Regions from separate parts of the Homo sapiens genome. Here regions 2, 3 and 4 are each linked to region 1. A link is a contact called in ENCODE Hi-C or POLR2A ChIA-PET data. All regions are on one chromosome and are shown on one strand. The core of a region is the stretch at or near the end of the contact, and the rest is flanking DNA. Distances in the headings are between cores, read along the strand shown.

Evidence for each region. Hi-C counts contacts between places; a loop is a spot of excess contacts on that map. ChIA-PET counts read pairs that join two places held with the same protein, here RNA polymerase II (POLR2A). Pooled maps may share reads with other maps.
Region 2: a map of B cell shows a loop between it and region 1 (23-fold over the local background). The contact joins the promoter of FAM217B here to the promoter of STX16 in region 1. A Hi-C loop is called at or near these places in 1 of 168 maps with a recorded cell type or tissue (B cell), 2 of 37 single-sample maps with no recorded cell type and 12 of 50 pooled maps. POLR2A ChIA-PET finds 5 or more read pairs at or near these places in 1 of 52 experiments (activated CD4-positive, alpha-beta T cell).
Region 3: a pooled map shows a loop between it and region 1 (5-fold over the local background). The contact joins the enhancer-like site here to the promoter of STX16 in region 1. A Hi-C loop is called at or near these places in 6 of 50 pooled maps. POLR2A ChIA-PET finds 5 or more read pairs at or near these places in 3 of 52 experiments (HepG2, activated T-cell and activated naive CD8-positive, alpha-beta T cell).
Region 4: a loop to region 1 is called in a pooled map, with 5 times the contacts of the local background. The contact joins the enhancer-like site here to the promoter of STX16 in region 1. A Hi-C loop is called at or near these places in 1 of 37 single-sample maps with no recorded cell type and 4 of 50 pooled maps. POLR2A ChIA-PET finds 5 or more read pairs at or near these places in 1 of 52 experiments (activated CD8-positive, alpha-beta memory T cell).

Annotation. Positions count from the first base shown.
Region 1 is chr20:58,649,865-58,652,827 of GRCh38, forward strand. It overlaps STX16 (syntaxin 16), which reads left to right and starts at 1,419. Exons shown (of 9, transcript NM_001001433.3): 1 at 1,419-2,274. The coding sequence starts at 2,143. It overlaps STX16-NPEPL1 (STX16-NPEPL1 readthrough (NMD candidate)), which reads left to right and starts at 1,389. Exons shown (of 23, transcript NR_037945.1): 1 at 1,389-2,274. RefSeq lists a silencer at 322-681 and enhancers at 2,178-2,447, 2,285-2,788.
Region 2 is chr20:59,939,019-59,941,981 of GRCh38, forward strand. It overlaps FAM217B (family with sequence similarity 217 member B), which reads left to right and starts at 1,371. Exons shown (of 4, transcript NM_022106.3): 1 at 1,371-1,517. It overlaps PPP1R3D (protein phosphatase 1 regulatory subunit 3D), which reads right to left and starts at 1,287. Exons shown (of 1, transcript NM_006242.4): 1 at 1-1,287. The coding sequence starts at 913. The coding sequence ends at 14. RefSeq lists silencers at 749-878, 1,229-1,608 and an enhancer at 1,176-1,470.
Region 3 is chr20:57,431,549-57,434,511 of GRCh38, forward strand. No RefSeq gene overlaps it. Among named protein-coding and RNA genes, the nearest start is that of RBM38-AS1, 40 kb to the left of the region's middle. RefSeq lists enhancers at 1,193-1,242, 2,104-2,183. Within about 2 kb of position 1,508, at least 16 of the 41 ENCODE cell types and tissues checked have a DNase peak (open chromatin) inside an H3K27ac peak, as active enhancers do.
Region 4 is chr20:57,481,837-57,484,799 of GRCh38, forward strand. No RefSeq gene overlaps it. Among named protein-coding and RNA genes, the nearest start is that of CTCFL, 42 kb to the right of the region's middle. RefSeq lists an enhancer at 1,504-1,703 and a silencer at 1,994-2,093. Within about 2 kb of position 1,560, at least 2 of the 41 ENCODE cell types and tissues checked have a DNase peak (open chromatin) inside an H3K27ac peak, as active enhancers do.

The sequences.
Region 1 (2,963 bases), core at 169-2,668:
AACGCGCGGGAACATTCTCCGTGAGAGAAAAAGCACGGGTGGGGGGCGGTTACCGGTGCTTCCCCCGGTCGCCTGGGGGTCCCGCACGCGCCCCGCGGGTGCCGCTGTCTGGCTGGGGTCCCTGGGTGAGCCGCGGGCACCGGCTTCGCGTCTCCCCGGGCGCGACTCCGCTTTGCAAGCGCTCAGCACACGGGAAACCCTCGGAAAACACACACGTGTGTAAAGTTTGTTCCACGCAGAAACAAAGGACGCGTGGGGGCCGCTTCTGGGGCCTCGGTCCTTTGTTGGAACCCCGCACCGCAGCCCGGCCCGCAGCCTCGCCCCGCAAGGGGAAGCCGGCCCTGCACAGGCCCGGGGCCCGGAAGGCGCCGCCGCACAGCTCTGCGCCCCCGACCCGCTCCGGCCGCGCGCTGGGCCAGGCCCTTGGCCTCAAGCCTCCCGGGCGGCTCCGGGCCGGACCCGGGTCTCCGTCGCGGGACGCCAGCCTGTTTGTGGGTGCCGTGCTCGGGCCCGGGCGGCCCCTGCCCGACGCGGCCCCACGGAGCCCCTGCACGAACCCCGCCGACCTGGCCCGGGGCGGCAAGTCGAGGTGCTTAGGGCGCCCTGGGCCCGGCCAACCGTGGAAAACCCGGCCCGGGGCACGGGGGGGCGCGGGGGTCGCAGGGCCAGGGCCCAGGCAGGGAACAGAGATTTTTTTCGCGGGGAGGGGGGTGGGAGGTGTCAAAGTTTTCGGGGAACTTTTCCACTTGAGATTCCACGACCCTGCAGTGCCCCCTACAGAAAGCGGCAGCTGGGGAGGGCGGGCGCCCCCGACGACCCCCGACTGCCAGCGGCGGCGCGGCCAGGCTGCCTGGAGTTCTTGTTCCTTTTTTTTTTTTTTTTTTCCTTTTATTTCCTCGTGGTTGTTTGTCGGATACATCTTTTTCCAGAGTGGGAAAAAAAAAAAAAAAAGCGAGCGCCGCCGCCTGCAGTAGAGCGTGCTCGGCCTGCAGAGGCAGTCGTCTCCAACTTTTCCTCTCCCGCTCCAACTCCCCGCGCCCAAAACTTCAGTTCTTGGGGAGCCCAAATTTGCCTGCCGCGCAACTTCCACTCTAATTCAGCGACCAAGGGCCCTGGCAGCGGTTTGCAGCCTGGGGGCCACGCTCCCCAGGCTCAGGCCTGCTCGTTGGCCTGCTCCTAGTGCCTGGACCCAGTTGGGGGAGGCGAAACAGGGCGCCCGAGGAGCACCCCGGGAGAGGGCGGAGCACTCCCGTGCCCCGGGGCAGGAGTGCAGGGAGCTCCCGCGCCCGGAACGTTGCGAGCAAGGCTTGCGAGCGTCGCAGGGGGGCACTCGCGAGGGACGGACAGGAAGAGGGCCAGGGGGGAACGCCAGAACCCGGGACCACAGCACGGAAACGGTCCGGGGCTGAGCTGCAGTCAGATCCGGGGATGGAGGGAGCCGGAGAAGAGGAGTGAGAAGGCCGGGGAGGCAGGCCCTGCTGTCTTCCTGCAGGCCGGCAGCCTGCTGGCAGTGGAGGACCAGGCCGTCCAGGAAAGGAAGGGGTCAGGAGGTCGGGCAGGGCCTCAGCAGGTTCAGACAAGTCCCCAGAAGGGAGCTGCAGGCGCCCTCGAGTCCAGGCCCCAAGCCTGGCTCCGGTTGTCCAAAGAGGGCCTAGGCCAGGCCTCTGGTGCGGAAACTGAGTCACAGCCAGACCTCAGGGCACGGCCTAGACGCTTACGAGCCAAAGTTAGGGGTAGAGAGCAGAGACCTCCGGGGGGTCTCAGGGAGTAGGGGGCTTCAGGGCCTCCCAGTCTAGAGCCGGATTGGCGAGTTAGACGCTTGTAGATCCAAGGTTGGATTGGGGTGGGGTCTCTGGGACGTTGGATCGCTACGCAAGGATTGGGGGGATTCAAGTGCTTAGAGATCGAAGTCTGCCCTGGGTAGGGGGAGTCAGACAATTGGAAAGCCTAGGTAGTTATTTGGGGAGGGGTCTCTACGCCTTGGCGAAGCGCACAGCTGCATCTTTTTGGCTTGAGGCCTGAGGCCTTGTCGAGAAGCTTCCGTGAAAGGGTGGGCCAGCCGGGCCACGAGAAAGAAAGTGAATAAATCAGGAATATAAGTGGGCGGGGGGCCCCTGAGAGGGGGGTCGCAAAGGGTGAGACATGGCCACCAGGCGTTTAACCGACGCTTTCTTGTTGTTGCGGAATAATTCCATCCAAAACCGGCAGCTGTTAGCCGAGCAAGTGAGTAGTCACATCACCTCCAGCCCTCTGCATTCACGTAGCATTGCTGCGGTGAGTCTCCTGGCGGCCTCTCCGACACACGGACCGTGTGCACTGCGGCTCTGCCTGTTTGTCTGTCTCTGTCTGTCTCTCTGTTTAAAAAGAGAAGATAAGAATAATAAGACTAAGAATAATAAGATCTCTTGGCTAGAGTCAGGGGGCATCTGTAGCCCTGGATGAGGAAGAAGCGGTGCTGTGAGGCCGCAGCTCCACCTCTGCCCGGTCTTCTCCTCACTTCCGCAGCACCCCCCCCCCCGCACCCCCCGCCTTGGCGTCACTGCGCTACAGGCCGCCTGTAATTTACATATGTTTTAACGCTAACATTGGGAAGCATTGGGCCTTTCTGAAGCCTTTTTGTTTCGTTTTGTTTGAAGCTCCCCTCCCCCCAGTAATGAGCCTCAGTTTGGTCCTAAGGGCTGGGTCGCCGGATCGTAGACCCAAATCCTTGCAAAATGAACGACTCCCTCCCCTCAAAGAGGAGGGAGTTGTGTTGTTGTTTTGTTTTGTTTTGTTTTTCCGCCCGTTTTCTTTTAACGGCCCCGCAGCCCTCTGTGTGGCCTTGTTCCCTGTGAATAATTGCCTCACTGTTCTTCCTGGGGGCTTGCGTTTGTGAGACTCAAGGTGCTAGCCTCTTCACTTTCCATTTCCCAGACAGGAAATTAAGCTTTCCTCTCCATTCGAACTTTTTAAAAAAAGCCTGA
Region 2 (2,963 bases), core at 121-2,620, 1.3 Mb after region 1:
GTCCCCGCGCGGCTCAGATGAAGTGGATCCAGCTCTCTTCGCACTCCCCGCGAGGCATGTGCAGCGCGTGGTTGCGACATGTGAGGCTGTAGTCTCGGTGGTCGTTGTTGTCCCAGTACTCGGCACCCGCCACTTGGTAGCGCACCGCGAAGTGCACGCGGGAGCCGAGCTCCAGCAGGAAGGGCGGTACTGGAAAGCCGAAGGTGAAAACGTCCTCCGTGCCCTCGGGGCCTGCGGGCCCGCGCCACCGCGCCACCGCCTCGTGGGTACTGCGCCAGCCCGAGAAAGTGTAGCGCACAGCCACCTGCTTCTCGAAGGCCACGTTGCACACGCGCACCGTACCGCTGATGCCAAGGTCCGAGCAAGTGACACGCTCCAGGCACACGAGCTGCCGCTGCAGGCGCTCGCCAAAGTCGGCGGCCTCGACGGGCGGCGGGAAATCGGGCACCAGGCAATGCAGGGTGAACTCCAGGTCCTGGCTGCTGCAGCACAGGTCCGAGTTGATTGCGAGCCGCGACAGCACGTGCAGCGGCACGGACGGGTCGTCTCCCGCGTTGAACACCTTGACCTGTGCCAGCTCCAAGCCCAGGGCGTCGGCGAAGCGCACGCGGAGCTTCTGGCTGCAGCCCGGCCGACACGCAGCGCCCGGCGCGCCCGCGGCCTTCTGGCGGCGCTCGGGGGAGCTGGGCAGTGAGCGCGCCCGCCGCAGGATGATGGGCCGCAGGCGGGGGTCGCAGCCCGACGGCGCTGGCGTTGGCGGCGGCGCGCGGCCCGGGCTCCCAGGGGGCCTACAGGCCCGCGGCTCCAGGGCCACGCCGCCGTCCAGGTCCGACAGGCAGCTGAGGCTCCGGGGGCCGAGCTTCCGGGATCCCAGGGCGCTAGGCAGGACCGCGGAGCTCGGGCCTCTGGACATGGCCCCGCCGGCCGTCGGAAGATGAGGCAGGGATGAGAGACGACCTCCCGACCCCGCGACAGCTCCCTCCGTGCTCAGAAGCCGCAGAGAGTCCACCGTATCTGCAACCTGCGGGGGACCTCTCGGGCCCGGTGCGCCCTACCCTTGGTTCGCCACCTTGCTCCTCGAGTCCTTGTCCAGGTCCTCCGCTTCTTGCGGTTAAAGAAATTGTAAGAGTGGGGAGTTTTTCTCTAGTGGAAGCTTTCAGAGGCCTCCCGGGAGCGCAGGGTAGCGCCTCTTTTTTCTTCTTGCTTCCTTGGAGGTTCTTACAAGAAGGCTGCGTTCCGGGAGCGGCCCCTCCCACTTTCCCGGTCCGCGGCGTTACTTACAAGGCTGCAACTTGACCGGGTGCAACTTCCTAGCGAGCCTCCGCCCCGCCCCTCGTGACGCCGCCTGCAGGCGGGCCCCCGCCGGCCTCAGCTCAGCCAGGGAGCTCAGCGGAGCTGCGCGCCTCCGCCTCCAGCTCCCCTGCCGCAGCGCGCCGCAGCCGGGCGTCCCCGCGCGGGCGCCGGAGAGGAAGGAAGGCTGGCAGCCTCGTCACGTGTCCGCTGCAGTCGCGAAACAGGTCTGATCAATTTCTGTTTACGTCTGCCTGGATTGCGCGCCTATCGATCATAGACTTTGTCTGCACAAACGGAGGACAAGGAAAATGCATGCTGCGTGTCCTTAGATTTCTGGGTTGTGGATGGGGGGAGCGGTGGTGCAAAAACCGGCCTTGCCAGGAGCTGGTCTCAGGCTAATTTTAAACATCGAGGCCAGCCCACACTTTGGACAGGTTCACTGCAACCTGGACCCTTGGTCAGACCGAGGGAGCCTCACTGCGTAGAGGAGCAGCGTCATGTCCACATCACCCAGAATGCTTTGCCGCACCGAATGGCCAGCAGATTCCCTTGAGGGTGGGGAGGGGAGGTGCTGCTGTTGTCTTCCTGGACTCCGCGCCAGAGAGGAAGACAGGGGAACAAGAGTTATTACCCGCTGATGACTTCTGCAGCTGCCCTTAATCAGCCTCTGGCGCTTGGGGAGCATATTTGTAGCCAGAATCTCCGACTTTTAGCTTTGTTTCCAAGCAAGCCAGAAACACCAGCAAGGCCTGGAGCTTGTTTTCTGCCTATTTAGAACCCTGCAGGCATTCGTGTCTCTCACCCGGTAGCTTTGAGCACAAAACCCCACAGCCTTTGGTGTAAAGCATACCAGGTGAAATGAAGTAGAAAAGATGCAAGTGCACTTTCCAGAGAGCAGTTTGGGGCCAGCCATTCCATTAAGAAGGTTCCTTTTTATTGTCCAGAGGGACAAAGCAGAAAGAAAACCAGACTAATGAAAGGGGGTTGATTCAAGAACATTCGTTGCATCTAAAATGAGTCAAGGCTGTTGATTGTGGTATAATTCATGAAATGTGAGAGAATGATTTTATTTATCATTGGATGTAAGCTAACTAAAAAGGCTTACATGATTAATGTGGGAAAAATACAGGAAAGTTTCAGGAAGAAAATAAAAATCTTCTATAATCATCTCTTTTATTTTACAGAGACAGGTGATACGGGAAAGAGAAGTATCCAATTTCCATTCAGTGCACTTTTAATAGGCCACTCAAAATGAGAGGGGAATAACAGCAATATGTGGTATAGGTCAACAATGCTTCATAAAGAGATGATATATAATATGTAATATGTATGAATATATGGAAAGTCTTATAATGGATTGATGTGATAGAGAAGGCCGAAAAATTGAATGGGAACGTTCCTCCTAGAGTTTAAGCTCCTTCTGAACAGGGACGTGCATAATCATTGCCATTTTTCTGGGTACTCCTGTAATTATTTGTTGCATGAATGAATGATTGGGCAATGCAATGATTGAACGCTGTAATAAGACCTGACCTTATTTAGCCTTCCAGATTTCTTCAACATATTATTTCCAAGGAAGATTATACCTGTGTGTGAACAGGGAGAGAGAGAGAGAGATGGAATCCATTCACAGTATTTATAGTAGTGTGATCCTGTGATCCTGTCTCTAA
Region 3 (2,963 bases), core at 258-2,757, 1.2 Mb before region 1:
TATGGGAACTCTCTGCACTTACTCTCTTTGCACCTTTTCTTTCTTTCTGGAGATGGTGGTCCTGGCTTGCCAGGGTCAAGCTCAGGGCTTGAGTGGGATTACAGGCATAAGCCACGGCGCCTGGCCTCACCTGCCTATTTATGATTACAGCAATTTGCAGGACCATAGTTTTGTGTGCACCAGTGAAACAGCTCACATGAGAATGATCTGCGCTGTGCACAGTGCTTCGATTTTGTGTTTTCCACTGATGACATGTTGAGGTCCAGGGAGGAGGGGTATAGGTGAGGCCCATTCTTGGAAGAGCAGCCCCCACCCACCCCAGGGCTCAGCCCTGTCACACCCGTCCCCCGAGGACTGGCATTTGGGCATCATCACCTTTTTACTACTTTCATCACCTTCTTCAAACGGGCCATCCGTGGAACTGCAGCAGGGCAGCGGGTCGGGGGTGGGGGAAGCGTGGGCCTGGGCTGGGGGTGGGCTTGGGGGCTGTGCACTGCTCTGTAGGCTCCCCGAGGCTCCTCTGATAGAAATCATCCTATCAGGATGCATGATCCAGGACAGTCACGCAGGGCTCAGAAGCCAGGACAGTCACTCAGGGCTCAGAAGCCAGGACAGTCACGCAGGGCTCGGAAGGGCCCTGCTCAGGGTTTCCTGCTCTGCTGTTACCATCTTGAAATTCTTCTTTCTTTTTTTTTTTCTGAGACAGAGTTCTCACTCTGTCACCCATGGGCATGATCTCCACTCACTGCAAACTCCGCCTCCCAGGTTCAAGTGATTCTCCTGTCTCAGCCTCCTGAGTAGCTGGGATTACAGGCGTGCACCACATTCCTGGCTAATTTTTGTATTTTTAGTAGAGACAGGGTCTCACCATGTTGGTCAGGCTGGTCTTGAACTCCTGACCTCAAGCGATCCGCCTGCCTCGGCCTCCTAAAGTGCTGGGATTATAGGCATGAGCCACTGCGCCCAGCCCATCTTGAAATTCCTGGTAATGTTTCAACAAGGGGCTCTGCGTTCATTTTGTCAAACTTCATGTGGACATCTGACAACAGCGAGCACCTTCGGAGCCCTGGTCATGTGCCAGCTCTGCCCTAGGCCAGCCACACACACTGCCTCCTTGAATCCTACTAGCCGTTCTGTTACAGGCATGGTCATCATCAACCCATTCTGCAGATAGGGAAACTGAGACTCAGAGAGCTCCTGATTCAGGCAATACCAGGTAACATCAGCTTTGAAAATCAAATCTGGCCAATCCCTTTTTTTTCAAACTGAGACCCAGAGCGGCTAGAGTTGGCTCAGGGACACGCAGCCCCTGTGTCTCACTGCAGGGTTCCCAGCCATTCCCCAGGGAGGAACAAGAGACCATCTGCCCCCCGGGTGCTTTCTCCGGGCCTTTTTGGAAGGCCCCATTGGCTGGGTTCATTTTGCCACATTTCCTTTCTTCCTGGCTGGTGGGGAGGACTGTCTCAATGAGGGGTGAACAAACCCCGGTTTTAATCAGAGCAGCCACTTCCTCTCACCAGAGAAGAAACCCGCCCTCTCACAACCCACTTTCTATATTTAGACCCAGGGCCTCGCCTTGAGCTGGGCCAGGGCTGGGTGTGGCGGGGCCTGCGGCTGCTTCCGGCTCTCGGGAAGGAAGTTTCCACCTGTTTCCCAAGAGCCAGAGACACGAAGCCTGCAGGTCCTAGGCTGAGTGCAGGATTCTTGAGCCCACAGGGGCCCATAGGACAGTAGTTCCAGCCTCCCCCTCTGCAGCTCCACAGCCATGTGGGGGACAAGGCCCATTTCCAGGACAAGAGAAGCCCACTCCCATTTCATTCATTCCTTCAGGGACCTGGTGTTTTCTGGGTGCCTCCCACAACCCAGGTGCCGTTCTAGACTCTGGGGATACGGCAGGGAACAAGACAGGCCCCTGCCTTCACGGAGCTGACAGTCTAATGGGAATGACAGAAGTAAATACAATAAAAATAAACTAATAAAACAGAAACCGGATATAACTAAGGAAAGGTAATGAAGGCATAAATCAGGCAGATGGACCAAGAGGCGTAGTAGAGTGGGCAACACCAGGGGCGGGGTCCCAGGGCCTCTGCAGGCCCCTGGGGTGTGGAAGGGCCTGGAATGCAGCGACAGACTGAACAGGGCTTAAGGCAGAGAGGACAGAGCGTGCTGATGTCACAGCCAGGGCTCTTGTGCCTGGTGTGGGAGCCAGTCAAGCTGGAGACAGGGGTGAGGTCAGGCCCTGCAGGGCCCGGGCACTAAGGCAGAGGTGTGGATCTCAAATACCAAGAGAAACCACCCAGCGCTTTTGAACCTAGCGTGACATGCATCACGAGCTGTGTGGTTTTTTTAAAGCTCACCCCTACTGTGATGTCAAGAAAGGGAGGCAAGGGGCCAGGGGAGGGAGTCCAGGCCAGTTGGAGGGGGTCCAGGCCAGCATGAAGGGGGTTCAGGCCAGTGTTGAGAGGGTCTAGGCCAGTGTAGAGGGGGTCCAGGCCAGCGTGGAGGGGTGGTACCCCAATAGTCTAGGGCACTGGCTCTCCACTGGGGCCATTCTGCTCCTCAGGGGATGTTGGGCAATGTCTAGAGACATTTTTTCTTGTCATAGTGGTGGTGTGCTACAGGCACCTGATAGGCAGAGGCCAGGGGTGCTGCCAAGCATCCTGCCATGTCCCCACAGCGGAGAAAGATCTGGCCCCAAATGTCAAAGGGGTGGCGGTTGAGAAAGCCCGGCCTAGCGGGAGGAGGTGGTGGCGAGCAGGGCGACAGTGGTGGAGGAAAGTGATGTGCCCCGTTCTGGGATCCAGGGTGCATGGAGCATGGATGAGGAGTCACTTGGCATTCTGCTCTGAGTATTTAAGAGTGACCCATGAGAGCTGTAAACTCAAGTCTCAAGTGTGGGTGACCTCCAACACCCAGGCAAGGGTTCGCCTAGCATGAGCTCCGCTGCCGAGCGCAGTGTCTGC
Region 4 (2,963 bases), core at 310-2,809, 1.2 Mb before region 1:
AATTAGCATACTGCACTTCACCATTCCCCAGGCTCTTGGGGTGCCACCTCGGCTGCATTTGGGGGAAGGAAATGCTTTAGGTCTGGACGTGCATTCCTGTGCGTCCTCTGGATAGCAGGAAATCTGCCAGCATGGAAATGGCAAATGCTACAAACAGGGGTCCCCCCAAAGCCATTGCTTCCCAGCATGCCTCTGAGAGAAGCCCTGTAACACAGGCCAGGGGGCACCTGCTCTGCAGGACCCCAAGCAACAGGAAGGAAACAGGAAGGAGAAGGGGAGGAGAGGGGGAGGAGAGGGGGAGGAGAGGGGGAGGAGAGGGGGAGGAGAGGGGGAGGAGAGGGGGAGGAGAGGGCAAGGAGAGGTCTTCGGCATCCTTATGGTGAAAACCACATTTTCTCCTCCCCATTTCCCTGGTAGCTGGGAAGCGCATTCAATTAACGTGTATTGATTGGCTTGAGGAAATCGGGCTCCCAGAAGTCTAGGGCCTTGCTTAAGGTCACCTAGCGGTGGGGCAGGAACTGGGACACAGTTTTAATTTGACTCCGGAGCCCTGGACTGGCCTTGTAATTGGTACTTCTTGTGCAGTGCTCACGGACACCTCAGCTGAATGAAGGCCGTGCAGGTGGCTGGACAGAAACGCCCTGTAGCCCGCATCCCTCACGTTCAAGGCTTCTGTTTTTTCAGCACTCATTTCTAAGTGGCTTGCAGCCTTGCAAGATGAATTGTGGAAGTGCATGGGCACAGTACTTAAAAACATAGAGTCCCGAGCTGAGGCAGGTCTGCCCTTTCCAGTTATTTTCCAATCCTTGTGATTACAAAGAGGTTTCTTATTTAGGGGTGAGCCTGACTTTCACACTCGGGCAGGCTCCACTGGCAGCCAGCCTCCTGTGTCCCAGCCTCCAACAGAAGTTAAAGACACGAGGAGGGTTCAATGCATTCACTTTGGGGGATCCCTCCTGCTTATTAAGAAAATGATTTTCCATTTTTGGTAACAGTAGAGTTTTCTTTTAAAATTATTTAAGTAAATTTGGGGAGCAAATGCTACAGATAGTTATGGAAGGCATCCTGAGCTGATGGGCAGTTGCTGGATTTGATGGGAAACCAGGATCCAATTCAATTTCCCAGAGAACCCGAGGCCTGGCGCGGGCAGGGAGGGTCAAGGAAGGGAGGAGCCCAGGGTCCGGCCCTCGGCCCCAATCAGGGAATGCAGCTGCCTCAGAAAATGCTGGCTTTCATATGTCAGGGACAAAAGGGACCCTTTTTTCTCCCCTTTTTTTAGTTAGAAGGAAACCTTTGAGCCATTTATAAAGACAGGCTCGCTGACTTATGGGAAAGTGGGCTTCTCTACTGTCATTTACTAACTGGTATGCTTTAGCTCTGTGTCCCCACCTGAATCTCATCTTGAATTATACTCCCATAATTCCCACGTGTTGTGGGAGGGACATGGTGGGAGATCATTTGAATCATGGGGGCAGTTTCCCCCATACTGTTCTCATGGTAGCGAATAAGTCTCATGAGATCTGACGGTTTGATCGGGGGTTTCCGCTTTTGCATCTTCCTTATGTTCTCTTGCCGCCGCCAAGTAAGAAGTGTCTTTCACCTCGCGCCATGATTGTGAGGCCTCCCCAGCCATGTGGAACTGTAAGTCCAATTAAACCACTTTTACTTTCCAGTCTCGGGTATGTGTTTATCAGCAGTGTGAAAACCGACTAATACGCTAACTGTCATGTGTCTGGACGTGCGAAAAATCCCTAAATGGGTGAGAATCATGTGTTTCTGCTACAGTCTGTTTCAGCAATGCAAGTCTTGGGATGGATTAGATCAACCTTAAGTAATAAGAACAAACCCAGTCTTCAGAAAACTTTTGGGGGTTCCAATAGCATTTACCATGGGGCCTGGTGAAACATGAGCTTTGTTTCATCCGGCTGCTGCTTTGCGGGAGGATGGAGCAGAGCAGGAGGGGGCATGGCTCCAGACAGGTCGGGAACATTCTCAGAGTTGGGCCCCTGGATGACCCTGTCCTGGTCAATGCAAATACAGAGCCCCACCCTGGCAAGAGGGGAGAGGCACTGCCGTGATTTCAGTTTGTCTTCTGTCATGTTCTGGTGACCTCTCAACAGTGCTGTGGTCCTTGGGGCATGTGCACTGGGAGTGGGGGGCTTTTCGCTCACCTCTGAGGAGATCCTTTCTCCCTCCAGTGTCGATTCATTCTCACTTAATTAAACTTCAAGTTTTAAAAATGAGAACTGTCCAACCCAAGTGTCATCAATAGATAAACAGATAAACAAAATGTGATCCCCCTCATGCAAAGGAAAATTATTCACCCTTAAAAAGGTAAAAAAATTCTGACACAGGCTACAGCATGGATGAACCTCAGTGAATTATGCTCAGTGAAATAACCCAGGCACATAGAGTAGTGAAATTCATAAGGGATGGGAAGGAGAATGGAGGTCTCCAGGGGCTGGGTGGAGGGGGATACGGAGTTAATGTTTAATGGGGGCAGAGTTTCAGTTCGGCAAGATGAAAAGAGTTCTGGAGATGGGAGTACAACAAGGGGAATGTGCCTAACACCCCTGAACTGTACGTATCATGGCTAAGATGGCCAATTTTCTTTTTTTTTTTTTTTAAGATGGAGTCTTGCTCTGTCGCCCAGGCTGGAGTGCAGTGACGTGATCTCGGCTCACTGCAAGCTTCGCCTCCTGGGTTCACACCATTCTCCTGCCTCGGCCTCCTGAGTAGCTAGGACTACAGGCACCTACCACCACGCCTGGCTAATTTTTTTTTTTTTTTTTTTTTTTTTTTTTTTTAGTAGAGACGGGGTTTCACTGTATTAGCCAGGATGGTCTCCATCTCCTGACCTCGTGATCTGCCTGCCTCGGCCTCCCAAAGTGCTGGGATTACAGGCTTGAGCCACCGCGCCCGGTAAGACGGCCAATTTTATGTGTATCTTCCTACCACTTACA